Regions from separate parts of the Homo sapiens genome. Here region 1 is linked to region 2. A link is a contact called in ENCODE Hi-C or POLR2A ChIA-PET data. All regions are on one chromosome and are shown on one strand. The core of a region is the stretch at or near the end of the contact, and the rest is flanking DNA. Distances in the headings are between cores, read along the strand shown.

Region 1 (5,862 bases), core at 3,180-5,679, 530 kb after region 2:
GATATGATCATATTCTCAGTTTAGAAGCTAGGGAAATGAGACACGTAAGGGTTGGCTAAGTAAGCCAAGGTCATAAAGCTTACAAGTAGTGGCATCAAAATACAAACCCAGGCAATCTGGTCCCAGGGTCCATGCTCTGCACCACTCAACTCCCAAAAGCACAGTGATTTTAGTCACGATGGACTCCAGACAGATGGTGAAAAGTAAGGGCCCATCAGCACTCCCACCAGGTGAGAGCAGGACTTACCTTCTGAATAATCTCTGGGGTCATTCCCACCAGCTCACCCAAATCCATTGGCTCACCCGCACCCTGAAGAGAAGAAAGGTGAGGGTGAGAGGCACAGAGCACCAAAGACACCTGCATAAGGACAGTTCTGTGGGCCACTGTACACAAATGGGCTGCTGGTAAGGGAAGGGGGACACTTACCACAACACTTGGTTGGGAACTTGGCACAGCCTGGGGCACAATGAGGCCAGCCTGTGGTTTCAGGGTAGCCAGAGCTGAGAGAAAAGACGATGTTAGAAATGGGATATTACAATGCAGAACCAGCCCAGGGTGGGGGATGGCAGGGGAGAGGCTGCACCTTCTCGGGCAGCAGTGACTTCCTTGGTGAGACGGGCAATGACACGGCAGGCGGCATCGTGCTGGTACAGAGCGTGTGACAGCTCTTGGCGGGTTGTCTGCAGCTGCTGGCGCAGAGTGAAGCTGTGCAGCATGACTGCATCCTGGGAGAAGCAAATATCATTGTAAGGTGAGGTGGGGGGTGCAGGGAGTACCCAGTGGAGTCAGCCCTTGGGGAGGGGATGCTGCCTCCTATCCCAGAGCCTAGACCAGTATCAGTGACCCAAACAATATCCGAGCAAACACGAATGTGCCGGCAGACACTCTTGAGCTCCTACCCCAAGCGAACCACTGGGCACACAGACAGGAGTGGGAGCCAGCTCTTTCCCATCCCCACCTTCCCTAACTTACTGGCAAATCCCAGCTGTCATGCCGTCCCCTCTCTAAAAGAGAATAACAACACTGCTGCTGCTGCTATTTATTGATCGCCCTCGTTGTGTCAGGCACTGTGCCAGACAGTCCTGCAGGATGTATTCAATCATTCAATTCATAACTCTAGAGCACCTACTATGTACCAGGTGCTGCTCTCAGTGCTGGGGATACAACGAAGAATAAAACAAATCCCTGATGTCACAAAGTTTACCCTCTAAATAATGCTCCATCCTTCCTACCCCCAAGTCCTAACCCAGCAATGCATTCTCTTCAAGTGGGGAAGATGCTGATTCTCTTGCAGGAACTCACCCACTCATCCTGCAAAGCTTTCAGAATGGCCGGGATGCTGGTGGCTGAGGGAGGCTTGGGCCGGATTGGGTGAGCAACTGCCGAAAGGGAAAGCAGGTATGAAGAACATAACCCAGGGGCCTCCCCCGCCATCACATCTTTTCCTTTTAGCCATAAACAGCCCACCATCTCTTCCTCCAGTGCACTGGCACCACCTCCCATCCTCTCAGGCTCTGAGCTAAGATGGCCCTAGACTAAGGCAGCCAATAGGCACCTTTGATGTCGATGAGCTGCTCCTCGGAGAGAGGCTGGTTGTTGATGGGGTCGGTACCATTCTCCGCAATGTACTTCTCGATGAGCCGCCGCTCATAAACATGATTAGAGACAGGGGATACACATGGGTGCTCCGGCACTTCGTTAGAGACTGTAGAGAAAAGGCTGGTAGTGAGCTTGGAGTGAAGGCAATCTTGGGCCTAGAGGATTCCTCATCTGCTATTAGCCCCAACAAGACTAGGCATCCTCACACTCAACTAGCAGAAAGCAAGACATTTGACCCTAAGCCAGTTCTGTACTGGCCCCAGAATGCTTTCCAGCTATGGAACTACCTTTTCCTTTAGTCTCCTGACTGAGGAGATAGTCTCCTGACTATCTGACAATCATATAGTCAACAAATAATTATTAACAACTACTATGTGCCAAGCACCTAGAGAATAGCAGTCCATTATCACCACCTCATATCTGAACAATGATTGTGTACTCTATGAATACAGTTTACTCCATGACATGGAGATACACATGAAGCCATTCAAATCCCTGCCATCCATCTTAGTCTATAGCTCCAGACAGATTATCAAAGAAATTATAAAGTCTGAGAATACAGGAATAACAAACTCAGTTTCTCCTATTCTCTGACAAAACAAAATACTTCTGTGACCTCAGATGTGACCATCTGGGTGTCCTCCAATTCAATTCTGACACCAGGTACCTGGAGATAGTGTCAGATCATACAGGTTGAGGTCTCAGTCCCACCAGACTCCCCGCCCCTTCAGATGCCAATCGCAAGCCCCAGGTTGTTTGACCTGTTCTTCTGATCTACCAGCTGTAAATCAGGGTTCCCATGACCTCCTTTTTGGGTTCAATTAATTTGCAACAGTGACTCAAACAATTGTGGGAAACACTTATGTTTACCAGTTTATTGTAAAGGATATTACAAAGGATACAGATGAAGAGGAGCATAGGATGAGGTATGGGAGAAGTACAGAGCTTCCCATGCCTTCCCTGGGCACCCCACCCTCCAGGAACCCCCACATGTTCTGCTATACAGAAGCTCTTTGAATCCTGTCCTTTTGTATTTTTATGAAAACTTCATTACAAAGGCATGATTCAATAAATCACTGGTCACTAGTGACGACTTCAGTTCCTCTCATTTCCCCAGGTAAATGGGGGGTAGGACTGAAAATCCCAACCTTCTAATACCCTTTAGTCTTCCTAGGTGACCAGTCCCCATCCTGAAGCTATTGAGTCTACCAGCTACCAGTCAACTGATTAGCGTACAGACACTTATCACCTGGAAGATTCCAAGGAGCAAAGTGGCAATCGCTACAATAAAAATATTTAAAAATATTTACATGGCACATTTGCATGGCACATTTCTATGTGCCAAGCACAATTCTAGGCATACAGTACAGTAATTCATCTTCACAACAACCCGCAATAGAGGTATCATTTACACTCTTGCCTGCGTAGACTGTGCACCCCTTGAGGATAAGGATTACAGCTGGTCTCTCACTTCCAGTACAATGCAGATGCCCCCAGGGCACTCGGTAAACATCTAACAAATGAGTGAACCATGCCAGGAAGGATGGTGCTGGGGAACGTAAAAGAGAGCTTCCCGAAGATTGGAAGGAAACAATAAATGTGAAGGTACTTTGCGAGCTGTAATTTCTTCAAAGTGAGGGATTCCTTTTCCATCATTTCCCTTCCTTCTTCCCCCTCTTTGGATCAATGTACAGGTTCTGAGAAGAGAAGGAAGTGAATAGCAAAAGGGAGGGGAAACGAGTAATCTGATGAAACAACGAAAAGGGAAAGGAAAATGTCTGTACGTCATGATAAAATATCAAAGGGAAAGATAGTGGAAGGTATGAAAAAAGCATGGATTCAGGGTCCAAGATCCGTGTCACCTAACTACGTCACCCAGCTCTGCCACTGACTAGCTACGCATCCTTAGATAAGCCCCGCTCTTCCTGCGCCTTGCATCCTCATCTGCAAAACCAGGATCTTTATTTCTCCTTTAGGGAATTCTTGTGAGGATAAAATGAGATCATAGACTTGGAAGCGCGTTGTAAACCAATAAGGGCTTATAAATGTGCGCTGTTTTTATTAGTCATACAGTGTAAGGCTGGGAGCCAGATACCTGGCTGCCAGCCTTGCCTCTACCTCTAACTCATCATGTGACCTTTGCAAATTGCAAAAGCTCCGACTATCCGAGCGAGGCCTCGCAAAACATCCACTGCAATGCTCTCGATTTTGCAGATGGGGAAACCGAGGCCCAGAGCCTTGAGCCAATTCATAAAGCCAATGGGAGGCGGACCCTGGACAAGACCTCGAGTTTTCTGACTCCTACATTAAGGCTGCTTCCCTTGCACCAGCTCTCTCTGTCCAGACCTGTTTCCACTCTGTAGAATGAGGCGACCGGCCTCAGTAATGTCTGCGACAATAAACCTCAGGCACTATGTAAACTGCGGGGCACTGCGCAAATGCACCCCGCTCCGACGGGGGGGGCTCCGGTGCTGACAGGCCGCCGCTCGGCCTCCGGAGCGCCCCATTCCCGCCTCCACCCCGGCCCGGGCGCCGCAGCGGACCGCACACGCTCCCGCGCCGCTCTCTGGCCTCCTGAGACCCGCGCTTGGCCGCAGCCAACACTCACTGGAGCAGATTAGGGACATGGCGCCGTCACCGTGCTCCGAGGCGCCACACGCCGGGCTCCGGGACTAGCTTCTGAGCCTCCGCGAGCCACTTCCGGTCCCCCGCTGCTGCCGGGACTGCTCCGCGGCGAGCTGGGAGCCGCCAGCCGAGCGATGCTAGCGTAGCGCTTCACGTGGGAATGGGGACAGCCGCGCGCCACAGCCTTCAGCACCTAACGGAAATTGCCCTTTCCCAGAATGCAGCCGGGCAGGAAAGGGCCCGCCACGAACACTCGGTTATTTCCGGATTGACTCGGCTCGTTCCGTAAAGCGCCGGAGGATTGGCTGGGGCGTCGGGAGAGAGGAGGCTCGAAACTACATTTCCCATGACGCAGTGAGAATTTAAAACCAAAACAATTGGACAGCACTTGTTTTGACAACTGTGCGGCACTGTGCCACGGGACCCTGGTCTTTGAAACCTTGGCGTGCGCGAGAATTTCCCAGTGAGTTTGTTAAAATGCAGATTCCTCGGGTCTGCGTAGACAGACTGTGCCCCACGCTTTTCTAAGTCAGTTGTTTCTCGGGCTACCCTTTAAGAGACACTGCTGGATGGCCTGGTGAAGAAAATACAGAAACAGATGGGTACAAGAACTAAGAAAACGGCTAAGAAAGTGTTTTGGTCCTGACTACTACCATTTCGCTCTGTGATTTGGGGCAATTCACATTGCCCTTTCTTCTTTGTCAAAAGACAAAATCACAACAAACTTAGTTCAAAGATTTTTTTTTTCTTAAGAGACGGACTCTGGCAATGTTGCCCAGGCTGGAAGGCAGTGGCTATTCACAGGTGCGGTCATAGCAATCATGGCTATCACAGGTGCATCCTGGAACTCCTGGCCTCAAGTGATCCTTCTGCCTCAGCCTCCGGAGTAGCTGGGACTTAAGGTGCGATTCTATAGAATTGGGCAGTGCCTCATACTATAAAATATAATGGTTGTTCCAATGAGCTGAACAGGAGAACTTGGTTTTATAGACAGAAAAGGACTGAGGAAAACAGGAACAGAGAACAAAAAGCGGATTGGTCATTTGGTAATTTCAAAATTACTTTTCTTGTAAAGGTTAAAGTGGAGGGGACTTATCATGCCACCTAAAACTTGCCTGTTTGGGAATTTAGCTCCCCCCTACACACACACACACACACACACACACACACACACACATACACACTCAGAAGGTCGTAAAGATCTTCGTTTCAGCTTATTGGCGTGGAGCTTCAGCAGGACTAACTCTTTTTAGCTTGGTCTGTTAGGCCTAGCAGAAGAGCTCAGTCCAAACCAATGGCCTCCTATAAATTTCTTTATTTTGTATTTTGGATTTTGTATTTTCTATTTCTCTTCCAGCTCAGATAGTGTATGATTCTTTGTGGATATCTGTAAGATAAGATACTCTCAGGAATCATGCAAAAGACGTGGTGTGGACTGTAAGGTATCAAGACAAAAGGGCAGGATGAACAGGATGTGAGTGAGAGGGACTTTGACAGGTGGGCAGTATTCAGAGGAGAAGGAGAACGAAAGGCATTCCGGAAGAAGAAACAACGTAAGCAAAAGCTTGGAGAGAAAAATAAAAGTTACAGGTACAAAAGGCAATATGGCATAGTGGCCAAGAGCATGGACTCTGAAG
Region 2 (5,264 bases), core at 2,017-4,516:
ACACAGCCTGGCACAGAAGAAGCACTCAAACTGTGGTATTTCAATGAAAAGTGAGGAATATTTTTCATGTGGAATTTTTTAAAGGAATGTTGTGCCCTACACCTTTTCAGTAAGGAGATTTTCTGTGAAGTACTACGCGAGGCCTGCTGTGTGCATGGCGAGATCAGCAGAGGCAGAGACCAAGAGAGGCAGAAACCTGGCAGAGCTGCTGAGGATGGTGTAGAAAGAGACTCCCCCATGCTTAGTCATCCCATCATGCCCATTGTCATGTGTAGCCTCCAGTTATACAAAGCTAGAGATGCTCAGCCTCATCCCCATTTGAGATAATTGCATTCTTTTGCCCTATTCATCATCACTGAATGGTGAGTCCCAGCAATTCTGATATCAAGAGCACCAGGAAATAACCATTTGTTTGTATTTCACTTGGAAGGTAGGGTCTCACACCAGGTTTGGGGATTTACTGTTCAAGTCCAGATGACCAGTAAAGCAAGTTCCTGGAAGTAATAATATAGCAGTTAAGAGCACAGTCCCAGCCAGGCACAGTGGCTCACGCCTGTAATCCCAGCACTTTGGGAGGCTGAGGCGAGCAGATCACGAGGTCAGGAGTCGAGACCATCCTGGCTAACACAGTGAAACCCCGTCTCTACTAAAAATATAAAAAATTAAACAGGCGTTGTGGCGGGCGCCTGTAGTCCCGGCTACTTGGGAGGCTGAGGCAGGAGGATGGCGTGACCCCGGGAGGCGGAGCTTGCAGTGAGCAGAGATCCCGCCACTGCACCCCAGCCTGAGTAACAGAGCAAGACTCCGTCAAAAAAAAAAAAAAAAAAAACGATCACAGAGCACAGTCCCTGAATTAAGATTACCTGGATTCAAATCTAGACTTCATTACTTTCTAGGGTGTGTGACAGGGTAAGTTACTTAACCTCTCTGTAATTTAGGTTATCAGCCAAAAGACAGAAACCTTCTGTTATTTTAGCAGAGAATACTTGCTAGAAAGAGTCATTACCTGTGTATTAAAGAACTGCAAAGGCATAAAGAAAACACTGAAATAATACAGACATAGAAACTGCATGAATCAGCCACAGCCCAGTCACTACTAACTCCCTAAGCAATCCCTGGCCTTTAGTTTCCCCACCTGTAAAATGCTGAAGTTGGGGGGAAAAATCGTTTCACTTTCATTCCGGTGGCGTGATACGAGATTCTAAGAAACAGGGAGAAAATTCCGTGAGTGGAGCCAATAACCAAGTCAAACATCAGGGGGGTCTATGAACACTGCTCCAAGGAATCTCTCTCTGGATAACCAGACCTTGTGCCCTAGCCCCAGCCCGTCATCTCCACTGCTAGAGAAAAAAAATACAGTTAGTCTGTCCAAGGCTGTTAGAGTCCTCCAACATATAAGACGCATTTCCATTTTACTAGCTTCATGGTCTGCTTGGGGTGGGGATGGCGGGGAGATCGTATCCTTGAAGTAGGCACTAGGACTGTGAGTCACTTGCCTGTCTAGAGCACCAGGACTGTTTGCAAAGGGCTGAGGAGATTTCCATCAATGGAAAAGAGCATGAATTTAGAGTAAACATAGATTACACTTAGAGATCAGAGATCAATCTAGAGATAAAATACACTTTTCTCTAAAGGGGGTGGGAGAAGATGTTGGACAAGAAATACCAGATTTTCTTAATGGTTCATTTATGTCAGGCTCTATGGTGGGGACTTTTATGTTATTTGACTTAATCCTCACAACAATTCTGAAAAATCTTTTTTCAAATTTTATGAGAAAGTGAACTGGATATTTAACTGATTTTCTCACGAATTCCTTCTGAGGCTCAGAAGTGTGAAAGAAGCCCAAATGACCAAGGTTCTTTAACAATTTGGTCAAAACAGGTCATAGACCCAGAGGAAGGTCTGGATCCTGGAAGTTTTCTTAAGCAAAGACAGTGCTTGTTGTGGATATGAAGATGTTGACTAAGCTGGGCACAGTGGCTCACACCTGTAATCCCAGCTTTGGGAGGCCAAGGCAGGTGGATCACCTGAGATCAGGAGTTCGAGACCAGCCTGACCAACATGGTGAAATCCTGTCTCTAGTAAAAATACAAAAATTAGACAGGCATGGTGGTGGGCACCCATAGTCCCAGCTACTGGGGAGGCTGAGGCAGGAGAATCACTTGAACCTGGGAGGTGGAGGTTACAGTGAGCTGAGACTGCACCATTGCACTCCAGCCTGAGCAACAAGAGCAAAAAACTCCATCTCAAAAAAAAAAAAAGATGTTGACCAAATGGCAGACTCTTGCCATGAAGCAAGCCCAGACCTCAGTGCCAAGAGATGTGAATTAGATTCCTGCCTCTTCCACAGACTAGACATGTGACTGGGGGCAGATTCCTTCAGCAATATCACCTCATTTGGAGAAGAACTGGACTAAAATACCCTCCAAGTAGTTTATGAGTTATTTAAATCTCCCAGGCTTAGGTTTGCTCCTCTCTTAGGGGATAGCCTTGCCACCCTTCAGGAAATGGAGACTGTATATGGAGCATGTTGTGCCGCCAGCTGCTGCATGTCCCAGAGCCATCTTAAACCCTACCCTTCTGAACAATGGCTAGTCTACAAGAAGCCTTAAAAGGGATGTGAAAGTGGCAACAGTGTCCCCTCAACAACAAATACTTCCCCAAATATGAGCTTGTGTGGAGCCTGATGACTCTGCCTCTGAGGCCAATCCACTGGCATCTTTCCCAAGATGTGCCTGGACTTCCCTGAGCATGAGGCCAAAGATGGAGAATGGAAACACCCAAAAGAAGTAACAAGGAGACACGGAATTTTCCACAGGTTGCTTTCAGCTTACCAAGAGCCTGGAAAGTGAGAGAATAGATTCTCCAAAATTCAAAACTAACATTACTATTATCAATATTTATTGTCTACTTTTTGTAAACTCTTTGCATCTTTTTTCTTTAATTCTCCCAACACCCACAGAGTGGAATTATTATTATCCATCCACCATTTATTTAATAGACAAGAAAACTCAGGCTAAGCAAAACTAGATGACTTAAATAATTCTATGTAGGAGTAGGGAAAATGAATTTTAACTGGGACCGTACAAATCACTAGTCTGCACAAAGGTCTTTTTCTCATGTGTCACTTCTATCTTGTGTCATTTTGCCAGACCTCAGAATTTAGAAAGAGGAAGCAGAGGCACTTTTTATATATCAACTGTCTGTAACTACAGCAAAATTCACATCCTGTGTAATCATAAATACTGCTCTAAGAAAGGGACAGGAAGTCTCAGAGGCTGGAGAGCAGAGCACCAAGATCGTTCTGGCAGGAACAGCCAGTGGGAGGTTCCAGCTGAGCGCTCCCCAGAGGTGAGCTGATCCCCAGCCACAGCACACAGGACCAGGCTGCGAGAACAGGTAGACACCTTGGTTTAGATCATGACTTTTGGGGAAGATTGTGTGCTTTTGAAAAGACAGCCAGGGAATTGGATTATCATCCTGTCTCTGATTCTGACCACCTGTGTGAGTTGGAGCGTCAGCTCAGTCCCCTTTTTGGGTCTCAGTTTACTCACTTGTCAAATAAGAAAATTGGGTAAAACCATTCTTAGGTTTCCCTCATTGAGGTGATTTTCCTCAATGTTCTGCATTCTCCTGGTGTGTCACTCAGTCTTACAGAGTCTACTCTCAACAAATACTGTGCAATTAGACTGAATCTTGCATTAGAACCCCATGGTCCTACTCTAATTCTGTAATACAGAAAATTGCTGGGCAGAGCTGTTGACCTCCATGTCATGATTTATCTTCAAAGCACGGATTTTAGAGCTGTCTTGAAAGCTGTGGGTCCCTCCAGTCTATCTCCTCAAGGCGAATGTGGAAGGACAAAGCATCCTCTCAGACTGTGGTGTTTGGAGATGATAGCATCAGTCTGGAGACTTTTGTGAAACATAAAGAATCTTGGTTATATAGGATTCCTTCTAAAAGTAGCAACGTGTATCTAAATTCAAGTGTCATAGATTTAAATGTAATAATTCCACTTCCATACATCACTGTGAGATAATTAAATGCAGGAGGTATCACAAAAGTGCAAAGATGTTCATTATTGCATTGTTCATAGTGGCAAAAAGAAAAAATAGAAACCACCTAAATAGTCATGAACATGTGATTGATTAAATGAATCTAGAGACCTCCATTTATTTAAATATACCATTTGGCTTTTTGGTTGTAGTAAAATATGCTTAAAATAATTGTAGCCTTTTAACCATGTGTTTTTTTGTTGTTTTTTGTTTGTTTGTTTGTTTGTTTTTTAATTGAGAAAGAGTTTTGCTCAGTCACCCAGGCTAGAGTGCGTGATCTCGGCTTACTGCAACCACTGTCTTCCAGGTTCAAGCGATTCTCCCATCTCAGCCTCCTGAGTAGCTGGGATTACAGGCACTCACCATCATGCCTGGCTAATTTTTGTATTTTTTTAGTAGAGACGGGGTTTCACCATGTTGGCCACGCTGGTCTTGAATTCCTGACCTCAGGTGATCTGCCCGCCTCGGCCTCCCAAAGTGCTAGGATTACAGGCATGAGCCGCTGCACCCAGCCTTAACCATTTTTAGGTGTACAGTTCAGTGGCATTAAGCACATTCACACCATTGTGCAACCATCACCACCACCCAACTCCAGAACTTTCTTGTCTTCCCAAACTGGAACTCCGTGCCCATTAAACAATAGCTTTCCATTCCCCTCTCCCGCCAGCCCCTGGCAACCACCATTCTACTTTCAGTGAATTTGACTCTTCTAGGTGCCTCACATAAGTAGAATCATACAATATTTGTCCTTTTGTGACTGGATTATTTCACTTGCCATATTGTCTTCAAGGTTCATCCATGTTGTGCCATGTATCAGAATCTATCATTTGCTTTTAAATTTAGGCTTTTTATTATTTCTATTCATCGGTCAAAGATGTCTACAGAATAATGTTGAGTACAAAAAGAACAGTTATAAAATGGCATGGATAGAATGACTATTTCCGTAGAATTGTGAATGTCTGTGAACATATATAAAGAGGAGAGAGATAAAGTGACAGATGGGAAGAGAGAATGTAAAGAATATGTGCATAGGAAACAAGAGTGATCGGGTGGCAGTTGAAAGTTAAGGAGCTAATTTGTTTTCTTCTTCAAACTGTATTCCCTTGTAATGGTGGTACTTTATGCACTCTTTCAAACAGAACAAACAGTTAAGAAATAACAAAGGAAAATAAATGTTCATGGTATCAGATAGGCTATAGCCTGAAAGTA

The links. Hi-C counts contacts between places; a loop is a spot of excess contacts on that map. ChIA-PET counts read pairs that join two places held with the same protein, here RNA polymerase II (POLR2A). Pooled maps may share reads with other maps.
Region 1: a loop to region 2 is called in a map with no recorded cell type, with 5 times the contacts of the local background. The contact joins the promoter of PRPF19 here to the promoter of MS4A7 in region 2. A Hi-C loop is called at or near these places in 10 of 37 single-sample maps with no recorded cell type and 7 of 50 pooled maps. POLR2A ChIA-PET finds 5 or more read pairs at or near these places in 1 of 52 experiments (GM12878).

What each region holds. Positions count from the first base shown.
Region 1 is chr11:60,902,156-60,908,017 of GRCh38, forward strand. It overlaps PRPF19 (pre-mRNA processing factor 19), which reads right to left and starts at 4,430. Exons shown (of 16, transcript NM_014502.5): 1 at 4,209-4,430; 2 at 1,557-1,706; 3 at 1,304-1,380; 4 at 585-726; 5 at 428-501; 6 at 248-310. The coding sequence starts at 4,227. It overlaps PRPF19-DT (PRPF19 divergent transcript), which reads left to right and starts at 4,624. Exons shown (of 2, transcript NR_186697.1): 1 at 4,624-4,688. RefSeq lists a silencer at 4,023-4,122 and enhancers at 4,062-4,649, 4,763-4,882.
Region 2 is chr11:60,375,266-60,380,529 of GRCh38, forward strand. It overlaps MS4A7 (membrane spanning 4-domains A7), which reads left to right and starts at 3,267. Exons shown (of 7, transcript NM_021201.5): 1 at 3,267-3,399. RefSeq lists enhancers at 2,299-2,538, 3,219-3,268.